Regions from separate parts of the Mus musculus genome. Here region 2 is linked to region 1. Evidence: chromatin contacts called from ENCODE POLR2A ChIA-PET data. All regions are on one chromosome and are shown on one strand. The core of a region is the stretch at or near the end of the contact, and the rest is flanking DNA. Distances in the headings are between cores, read along the strand shown.

What was found. ChIA-PET counts read pairs that join two places held with the same protein, here RNA polymerase II (POLR2A).
Region 2: POLR2A ChIA-PET joins it to region 1 with 20 read pairs in Patski. The contact joins the enhancer-like site here to the promoter of Tkfc in region 1. POLR2A ChIA-PET finds 5 or more read pairs at or near these places in 2 of 5 experiments (Patski and embryonic stem cell).

The regions. Positions count from the first base shown.
Region 1 is chr19:10,601,104-10,606,240 of GRCm38, forward strand. It overlaps Tkfc (triokinase, FMN cyclase), which reads right to left and starts at 3,155. Exons shown (of 17, transcript NM_145496.1): 1 at 3,065-3,155. The coding sequence starts at 3,067. It overlaps Ddb1 (damage specific DNA binding protein 1), which reads left to right and starts at 4,494. Exons shown (of 27, transcript NM_015735.2): 1 at 4,494-4,663. The coding sequence starts at 4,603.
Region 2 is chr19:10,707,102-10,712,238 of GRCm38, forward strand. It overlaps Vps37c (vacuolar protein sorting 37C), which reads left to right. Exons shown (of 5, transcript NM_181403.3): 3 at 3,169-3,340; 4 at 4,170-4,252. Among named protein-coding and RNA genes, the nearest start is that of Vps37c, 21 kb to the left of the region's middle. Within about 2 kb of position 2,482, at least 2 of the 3 ENCODE cell types and tissues checked have a DNase peak (open chromatin) inside an H3K27ac peak, as active enhancers do.

The sequences.
Region 1 (5,137 bases), core at 1,905-4,404:
TGAAATTGGGGCCCTGTCAGTTTCTGTTAGAGGAGGTAGGTTTTAGATTGAGACTCCTATGATGGGTAGAGTCTGGGCAGGCCCCACACCAACCCAGTTGGTACCACAACTGGTTTTCCTGGGCTAGAGCTAGACCGTTCATGCAGGGTAGCAGGGCCCAGTGCTAGGCCCTTCATGGGAACACAGATATCATTCTTACGTGCTATGCTATGCAAGAGGGACATACATGTGTGTGGAAGCACAGAAGAAAAGGGCCTCAGTCTCCTAAAGGGGAAGTCTCTATGAAGAACAAGAAAGAGACATGTAGGCATTGGGAAGGGGGTGGGGGGTATTCGGAGCAGAAGGAAGCATAAGCCAAGGTATGGGATACAGAATAGAATAGTGGCTCCTGGAAGCATCAGAGTGACATAGTGTTGCAAGCAATATGGCCTACAGGAAGAGGTAGACAGGGGCCTCACAAGCCACAGGAAGAATCGTTCACAGGAATCGTCAGGGTCAAAGCCTCAGCTCCAGAGCCTAATAACTATCCTCAGAGCCATGTCCTCAACAGGCCAGTTAAAGAGACAACAGTAAGGAGCAGACAAAGGAGATTTATCAATTTACTTATAATTTATGTTTTATAATAATTTATCAGATTGTTCATTATTTATCAATTCATTAATATGTTCTCATTGGGAAGAGGAACAAATAAAGAGGTCCAGGGATACTCTCTCATGTCCAAAGCCATCTTCAGGGCACGGATACGAGGTTTAGGTTTAAACAGAGAGGTATGTATAACCTAGTAGTTCTAGCTGGGTGTGGTAGCACAGGCCTTAGGAGATGGAGGCTTGGGGGGCGGGGGTGGGGGAGGACTCCGGAGTTCAAGGTTAGCATCAGCTACACAGAAAGTTGGAGGCCAACCTGAGCTACAGGAGACCCATGTGTCTCAAACTGAACATAAAAACTGAAACAAGCCAGGCGTGGTGGCGCACACCTTTAATCCCAGCACTCGGGAGGCAGAGGCAGGTGGATTTCTGAGTTCGAGGCCAGCCTTGTCTACAAAGTGAGTTCTAAGACAGCCAGGGCTATACAGAGAAACACTGTCTTGAAAAAAACAAAAAAACAAACAAGCAAAAAAAAAAACAAAACAAAAAAAACCCTGAAACAAGCCAGGTTGTGGTGGTGTGTGCTTTTAATTCCAGAACTCAGGAGGCAGAAACAAAACAAAACAAACAAACAAATATAAAAAATAAAACACTGAAAAAAAAAAAAGCCTAGTCAGTTAGGGCCAAGGTGTGGTTGACTGACTCATCCCCTTCTTGCAGGCAGCTGAAACACTGTCAGAAACATGTGAAATCTCTTCCTGGCTGCTTCTCCTCGTGAGTGTCAGGGCCTCTGTCTCTCTGTCTTTACCTCCCCCAGCTTGAGATTCTTGGGAAAATTCCACTTTGTTGCAGGCATTATTTCAGCAGTCTGATAGCTAATGGGAAGGGGTGAAATGTCTCTTTAGAATGTCTGCATTCTGCCAGGGCAGTTACACGGTGAGCTATGGGCCTCCTTAGGAGAGAGGGCGTGCAAAGGCTGACCTAAACCCTGGAGAATACCTCTGGGTCCAGCTGAGTCTGTACAGCGTGTGCAGTAAGAGAGACCAGAGTCGCCGTGTGCCCAGGCTCTAGTGTCAGCAGGACACCACGCCTGAACTCAGGGAGCAAACCTCTGTTCTGGGCTCAGTTCTTCCTCTGGGAACAGTGATTTACAGAGCTTATACCAGTGTTACGGGAAAAGCTCGCTAAAAAGGTGCCATAGCCCCTTTTGTGAACAGGCTTTGAAAAGCTGGAGCTAGCTAAATAACTGTTCCGGGATGGGATGTAGCCAGCAGCCTTTGTCCTCAGGAGGCAGGAAGAGCGAGCCTCAAAGTGGATCCAGAAGAGACTGCTGGCGCCACCTAGTGATCGCAGCCTGACCCAGGTCTCCGCAAAACACACTTCCTGCCTCTTTTTTCTGAGCCTTTATGCAAAATGAAGCGCTGATGTCTTCCTGCCAGGCTTTCCTTCATTTAACAAGGGCCAAGGCCATAACACCTACTTAAGGATGACGAGAGTGGCCTAGGTCAACAGACAACAAGCAGAATAAAATGAGCTCCATTTCTTACGCACTAAGAGCCAGACCCATTTCTAAGTATGAATATGTCTAATTTAATTTCCCCAATAACCCTTTGGAGGTAAGATTAGTACAAACAGCAGAAAACTGAAGCACAACAAATGACTGTGCACAAAGTCACACAGCCAGCCAGTGCCTAGACCCTCCAGGTTCATCCCAGCCACATGCTGTTTTCCCAAGTGGCTGAAGTCACAGGCACAGGGTGGGGAAAGAGGGATCACTGAGTCTCCCTCCAAGAGATTCCCAATCATTCCTGCACCAGAGCCATGCCTGTTTCCCAGTAACACAAGGGAAAGGAAAGGCAAGAAAGGGGAGGTACAGACTAGGCCACTAGGATTCTAGTCTGATCAACACTGTGCGGCCAGGCCATGTGCTAGCAGGTCTTAGTCTGCCATACTGCAGATGAGGTTGGCGAGAGGAGAGACCCGGAGAAGTGAAGCCTTTGGCATAGTAGTAACACAGTGATGGGCACGAGGCTGAAATCGAGCCCAGATCTGTTCAAGATCAGTTTTAAAGCAAACCCCGGGGACACTGAGAGCCTCCCACATTGCAGTTCCCTGCTCTGGGAGCAGCCCACACATGCCCAGGCTGAGGAACAAGGGCCCGATCATTCCTCCAGGTTCCCTCCTTGACTAGCAAAGTGACTTATCACACAGCAAGTAACTTGTTGTTCTGATCTAAATGCGTGCCTGAGATCCTAGCCATAGGGGTTTCAGGGTGCCTCAGGTTAACCTCAGACCTGGCTTGGCCCAGTGCCCCGCCCACAGGAAAGGGAACGGGGATTAAGCTGGAGATACAAAATGAAATTCTTGTCTTCTGAACCCCAAGAGGCAGCATCGTCTCAGATGGGGACTAGAGAGAGTCCGGGTGTCCAGAGTGGGGTTCCCCATGGTCGTCCCTCTATTGTGGCTCCCACAGGACTCACCATGGTGGGAAAGTTCTGAAACAAGCTGAGCTCACACTTCTGCTCTGAGATGCCGCCGGGTGGACGGTCCTGACTGCTACCAGGTCTGAAGTAGAGACAGCAGCACCTGCAGGAGTGGAAAGGACTTGAGTTGCTGAAGGTATGGGCAGCCGATTGGCAATGTCATGCCTCCCGTGCCTGTGCCTTAAGAATTAGGGAGCTGCCTCAGACTTTGATCCAAGTCCAAACTCTAGTTCGTGGGCTAGGAATGGAGAGGAGCGTGGGGACTGACCAAAGTTCACACCCCCACTTAGCCAGAAGGCAGTGTTTGGAATCATGTCCAGCTTAAAGCTGGGAAGGAGAAAATGTACAAAGACCTTTACCTTTCTGGCTGGCCACACTAGTAGTGAGTCAGCTCTGTGATCCTATTTTACTTCTGGAACACAGACTGAAAGCTCTAGTGAGTTGTCTAAGATTGTGTTGCTGAGAGTTAGGACTTGAGCCCATGTCTAGTCTTGCTACAAAGCCTAATGTTTCCCCTTAGTCAACCAGTTTCCCAGAGTCAAGTCGAGTGCCAGCTGGGGAGGTACAAATCATCTTCAGTTCCACCTGGTTCAAACCTAGCTACACTGATCTCTGCCTCATTTGTAAAATAGGGAGTTAGCTCTCCTCCTCCGGCATTCTGGAGATGCTTCAGGACTAGGCTTCTGCTGCTCCTCCTTTGGGGTTGGGGACATGGAGGCTGTCTGATGAAGCCTGGGACCTGCATCTGCGGGGCTGATTGCACTAGTCACCTGGGTGTTTAGGCTCTTCCTGTGAAATTCCTGCGTTGTATTTGAGCTTAGAATTTGTATCGCAGTAGAGGCACTAATAGTGCTATCAAGTAATTTAGTGGAGAGTCCTTTCGTTTCTGGAGAAATTAAAAGAGGTGAGCAAACACACCCCCAGGTGATGTGTGAGGCTGGGATGATTGTTCTAAAGTCAGTTGAGGGCATTCGAGGGATCAGGAGGAGCTCGAAGAATTAAGCAAAGGAAAGCACGATTCTACTCTGGGATGTGCACAGATGGTCACCTCTTATCCCCAGTCTAGTCCTCCGCAGCCCTTCCTGTTTTAAAAGAGGGAAAACCCCGAGGACGCCTGGAGCTATGGAGGAAGGAAGGAGGCAGAATCTGAGGAAGGGGCGCGGATCTGGGCTGGGAAGCCAGCAGGCGGCCACTTAGGGCGTAGCAGACCAAAGAGGAGGCCAGTTCTGCCTGCGTACCGGTACTCTCGCTCTCATCCGGGTACTGCGACCTCTGGCGGTTAGGAGAAGGCGGGACCTCAGGGGGCGGGGCCTCGCTTGGTTGGCCGCCTCGGGCTCCGTAAGTCCTCCAAGAGGCCAGGTGAGGCCGTCCCGTGATCCTCTGCGCCTGGCCTCTCTGGCCTGCAACGTGTCTCAGGGGCGGAGGCAGCAGCCACGGAGTTGGCTGCGTGAGGGTGGGGGTTCTCAGTCTCTTCGCTCGCGCCCGTCTCTCTATCGTCGCTCTAGGCGCCCCACGGGCCAACCCAAGGCCTCAATATGTCGTACAACTACGTCGTAACGGCGCAGAAGCCTACTGCAGTGAACGGCTGTGTGACCGGTGAGATTGCCCCGGCCGGAGACCCGGGCAAGGGAGGGATCCCAGGCCTAGGGAGGCCAGCGGCCCCAGGGGCGGCGGGAGCAAAAACTTGGGCTCCGGGAATGGAAGGCGCTGGCAGTCGCGGAACGTCCCCCTTAGCTCGCGATCTCAAAGGAGCTGTTCCCACCACGCGCCTTTTGGGCAGCGGAAGCAGCTATTCTGGGTCCTTTTTTGCTCATAGGAGGTCACTTGTTATTGAGGATTGGTCCAGGCCTGATGGGACGGAGAGCGAAGTGTGAGTTGTGTGCGTGGTTGATTGAGTCTTCAAACTTGCCCCATGTGGTCAGGGGAAAGGGGAGATGATAATGGGGCAAGTTTTGAGTTCATAATTTTCCGGTGGATGTCCAGGAGGTTGAGGAATTTGAGCAATGTCTGCACCCCCCCCCCCCCGGCCCTCTCCAGACCCACCCTTTTGCCTGGGGCTGTTGTTTACTC
Region 2 (5,137 bases), core at 1,232-3,731, 110 kb after region 1:
GCGTGGGCCTAGAGACAGCTCCCTCATGCACTAGGGAGAGGGGGGGCATCTTCCCCCACAGTGATATGCTCACTCATGTTTCATAGTGTTCTCCACTGCAGCCAGCACCCCACCTCTCAGCTTCCAATCACAGGGCCCTTACCACCCTGCTATCTTTACAGAGCTTGACTCGGCCCTCACTGTCATTATTTCCTGTGACCTTCCTGTGAGCTGGAGGTCAGGTGACTCGATGTGGCCACTCAGCTAGAAATACCCATAGGTACCCCCAGAGCAGCTGCAGCTGGTCCTTGGCCTGGAAGCATCTGTTTGAGGGAGGGGCGGGAGCACAGTAGGCTCCTCTGATGGTCACTCACGTGTGCCCTTTTTCCTGATGAGCAGACGTGACGTGTGCTCTGTGAATTCACTGTGTTAAAGAACAGGCAGTTGTCCAGTTAGCATCCCGGTCAGCCTCCCTGGACCCTTACCCCTGCTTCATGGGTGCACATGGTCCTGTATCCACCTCTGCTGTGCTTTCTGCTGCCACCTGCTCCCCCACCTGCTCCCCAGCCCTGCTCAGGCGTCTCTGCTGGATTGGAGATGACCCAGGGTTGGGTTGGAAAGGCCTCCTCACGGCAGGGAGTAGGAGAGGTCTTTGTGTGACTCACCTTGCAGCCCTGAGGTTGGATGGCCTGGTTTCAGCAGCATAGGAGCAAAGTCACGCACAGCTGAGTGTCCCTTACCACAGGTTCCTGGGGTGTAAGCTTTGCAGATTTCCTACGTCTTGGCCCTTGAAATGTTTTGCATAGATTTACTAGTTAGATATCCACAATATAAAAAAACCCACAAATTCCAAGACATTCTGAAATCCAGAATTCCCTGAGTGTCACGTAGGCTTTTTGAAATCTAGAACAAGAGTGTCACTGATAGCTGTCTCTGCATCTTAGATTTTGTGTTGCTGGATGTTTGCCATTGAACTCCAAGGGTCTCCTCTTTTTATTGTGTCCTATCTCTGTGCACACACATATCTGTGCATGAATGCCACATCACAAGTGTGGAGGTCAAAGGACAGCTTTCAGGAGTTGGTTCTCTCCTACCATTTGGAGCCAAGGGTTCAAACTCAGGTCAGTCAGGCTTAGCAGCAAGCATCTTTGCTTACTGAGCCATCTTTTTAGCCCTAAGTATTTCTTCAGCCAACAGTGAGCAACAGGATGGTAAGGGGTTCCTAGTCTTGTCCCTGAAGGGAGTGGAGCTCAGCAAAAGCAAGCCCAGCTCTTGGGAGTTCATTGCTTCCAAGCTGAGCAAGCCTTCAGCCCTATGGAAAAGCACAACCTCCCGGAGATGTAAGGGATGCAGCTTCCTGGCCAAGGGCAGATTGAACCTTCTCTGTAGCCATGTTTGAGCAAATGAGTTGAATTCTCTGAGGGGAAAAAATACTCACTGTGGGACAGACAGAAACAAAGTAAGGCAAGCTACTTACTCTCTCAGAAAGCCTTTAGCTGTCTGTCTGTCTATCTGTCTGTCTGTCATAGCTGTAAGGCAGTAATTGTGTCATGTGGGGCTGGCAGAAGAGAAAGGTGGTGGGAGTGTTCATCTCTGTAGAGAGGGAGCTGTGCAGCTCTCCTGGCCTCATAGGGTGTTAGTAAGAGATGGGCTCCAGGGTAGGGAGAGGGTGGCACAGCACAGATGTAGTGCTTCAGACCCAGGGAAAAGCCGTGGACAGGTAAGGATGCCAAGGGTGTGGCCAGGAAGGGCAGGCCCTACACTCAGAGGTGGCCACACAAGTGTCCCTGGCGTTTTCTTTCCTTTTCTTTTTTAACACTGTATTTTTTGTTATATGTATAGGCATGTCTGGTGTGGGTTTGTGCATGTTTGGTGCAGTGCCTTTGGAGGCCAGAGAGTCTGTTAGATCCCCTGGAGCTGAAGTGGCAGATGGTGTGAGCCACTTGACGTGGGTCCTGGGAACTGAACTCGGATTCTTTAGATGAGCAGTATGCGTTCTTAATTGTTGAGCCGTCCTCCAGCCACCTTGGCTAACAGTCACACATAGCAGTTTCTCTGCTCCTGTGCCAGTGAGCTTGTCCAGGGGCTCAATGGCGTTTCTGGCTGGACAGCAGGCAGTCCAGGTAAAGGGGTTCTAACCCTGAGCCCGGACTCCCTTGTCTGTGCAGGAGGTAACTGGCAGCACTCCTCTTTCCAATAGGCTGCAGCCTGCTGTAACTACAGGGCTCGAGGCCCTGAGCAGGGGTCAGAGCAGGGTGGCTCTTCTGGAAACCCCTTGTCCAGGATGCCCCCTGGCTTCCTGGGGCTGTTCTAGTGGGAGCCCATCTGGCCTGGTGTGCCACATGCTGGCCAAGGTGGAAGGAGAAGCTCTGTGTTGTTGATCCCTTCGGTCCCCGTGGAAGCTGGCCCTGACCTGTTCCCTAACTTCTGTGGCCAGTGCTGAGCCCCCTCTGCTGGTGCCATGTGGTACTGCGATGCGATGGTGGCCCTGTCTCCAGCTCTCCTTTCGGTGAAGCAGATGGTAGCCCGCTGGGCAAGGTTCCAAGGCTGCTTCTGCCTGACTGGCAGTTAACAAGGGGCCTGCATGAGGGCTCCATTTTGCTGGCTAGGGAAGCATTTTCAGCAGGCAGCATTGAGGGACTATCTATAGCTCTGTGGGCTGTTTGACCTGGGAGGCGGGGATATCTGTCCTGCTCAGTGGCTTGGGCTACAGGGCCTCCCTCCCTAATACCTTTGGGACCTCAGATATTTCTAGCTTCTGGTCTGGCCTGGGTCACCTTCATTCTCCCTAGCAGCCTCTCATGTGTATGCATGCATGGTGTGTGTGTCCATGTGTCTTTTTCACTTGGGGCTAATGGTGGGGACTCTGGGTTTCATCCCTCCCACTGGAGTGGTCTCCTTCAGCTGTGGCCTGCACAGCACAGAACCACTTGCAGGTACTTGTCTATTGGGAAGCCGTGGTTAGGTGGTTAGCCTTGCTGCCTGTTTCCCATGTGTCATTCTCACAGGCTCTCCGGATCAGGATGTGGTGAGGTACCTGGGTCACAATGCCTGCATAGCCTTTAAACCCAGGCTTCTGTGACTGGTTGAGGGCTGAGCGCCAAGCTGAGCAGTGAGTCCAGGAGCACCCCCTGCTGGAGGCTGACCAGTTACAGTTAAGCTCATTGTCAGTTGTCCTGCTTTCCTTAGGTTCAGGACCTGCAGTTAGAACGAGAGATGGCACTGGCCACGAACCGGAGCCTGGCAGAGCAGAACCTGGAGTTCCAAGGTCCCCTGGAAATCAGCCGCTCTAACCTCTCAGACAAATACCAGGAGCTGCGGAAGCTTGTGGAGCGGTGCCAGGAGCAGAAAGCCAAGCTGGGTAGGGACAGCCGACCACAGACAAGCACTCTGGCCATCTCCCCTGCTGATTGATACTTCTGTTCAAAGGAGGACGAGGGAGGCAGCTGGAATACTAAGGATGCTTAGATACCCAGAATCGGAGAGGGCCAGCAGCCATTGTAGCCACTGTGCTTTGCATGTTTTTACATGATAATAAGCAAATAAGCAAAAGTGTAGGTACTGTAGTTAGTCTAAATGTTTGAGTATTTATATTTATTGTATACCCTGGTGATAATTTTCATAGTATTAAAAATGTCCTGAACTTACTATTTTTATAGATGAGGAAAACAAGGCTGGAGCCGGCCGAGGGCTTGCCTGAGGTCATCCCACCAGAGTGAGATGGAGTTGGGATTTGCAAGCATAGCCTTTAAGAGCTGAGCATCTCTCTAGCCCTGGAATGGGATTTGAATCTAGGCAGTCAGTATGTTTCACTGCCTCTGCCAACTTAGCCCCGAGCCTTGCAGAGCTGACCTAGGCCCTGTGAGGTAGGAAGGCTTCCTGGATGGCTGTGCCCTTGGCAGCTGCTTGGCCAAGACCTGAGCTTGTCCCTCAGCTCCTCTTCACCAAGATGGTGAACGCCTACATGAACCAAAAGGACCCCACAGAACCAGCTGCAGGGACTCTCTCTCCACTGGGGCCTGTTGTGGCTGAGTCCTGAGTGCTCACAGAACCAGCAGCAGGGACTCTATCTATAGTGGCTAGGCCCAAGCACACAAAGGGCATGTCACATGTCTTCCCTGAAATCAGGGTCCTCAGCTTTAATTAAAGCAGTGCTTTTGAAATGTCGACCTCTCTGCCCTTCCTTCCAGAGAAATTTTCCTCGGCACTGCAGCCTGGGACCTTGTTGGACCTTCTGCAGATCGAAGGCATGAAGATCGAGGAGGAGTCTGAGGTGAGGTGGGGAGTGGCATCCTAATCCCTTGAACGGTGGTGGGCCTCGGAGTCAGGTCTCAGGTGAGACCAAGAACCATAGAGCAGAAGGGTTTGGAGTGCGGCTTGAGTAGATGGCACTGGGGTGCTGGTAGACACACTGATGGCAGGACAGGATAGGAACACGTTCTAAGGCCCCGGTAAACACTTGAAAGCAGCCAGCACTCTCTTCTGTGTCAACAGTCTGTTTTCCTGTACACATGCTTATGATAATATATAGTGTGTAAAGCAGGCTCAGTGAGAGCTTGACAACAGCAACCACAGGCTGGGGAGGTAGTCCAGGGGACAGGGTGCTTGCTACACAAGCATGCCGACCTGGCTTTGACCCCCACACCCATGTAAAAATCCAGGCAAAGCTGTGCATGCTCGCCTTTCCAGTGCTGGGTGGGCGGGAGTCACAGGCAGACCCCTGGGGTTTCTGCAGGCAGTCTAGATGAATTGGTGAGCTTGGAATAGACTCTGTCTCAGGAAAGAAGGTGAACAGTGCCTGAGCAATGATACCTGACGGTGGCCTCTCCACTCCACATGTATACGTGTGCGTGTTCACCCTTACTCATGTGTGTTCATACATGCAAACATACACATACGTGAACAGGAAGTAATAATAGGCCAGTTATAACAGTATCTTATAACGAAAGTTACTTAAAACTTACAGATTATTTCTGGAAATTTCCATGCAGTGTTTTTGGACCATCAGAGGATCTCTAGTATCTGAAATCATGGTTAAGGGGGCTTTACCACATCAGGACCCCAGTTGAATCAGGAATGAGTGACCGACAGGAGGCCCAGGGAGCTCACACATCTGGATAGGTGGTGTTACAGAGCTAGGCCCTCTCCTGGGCTCTCT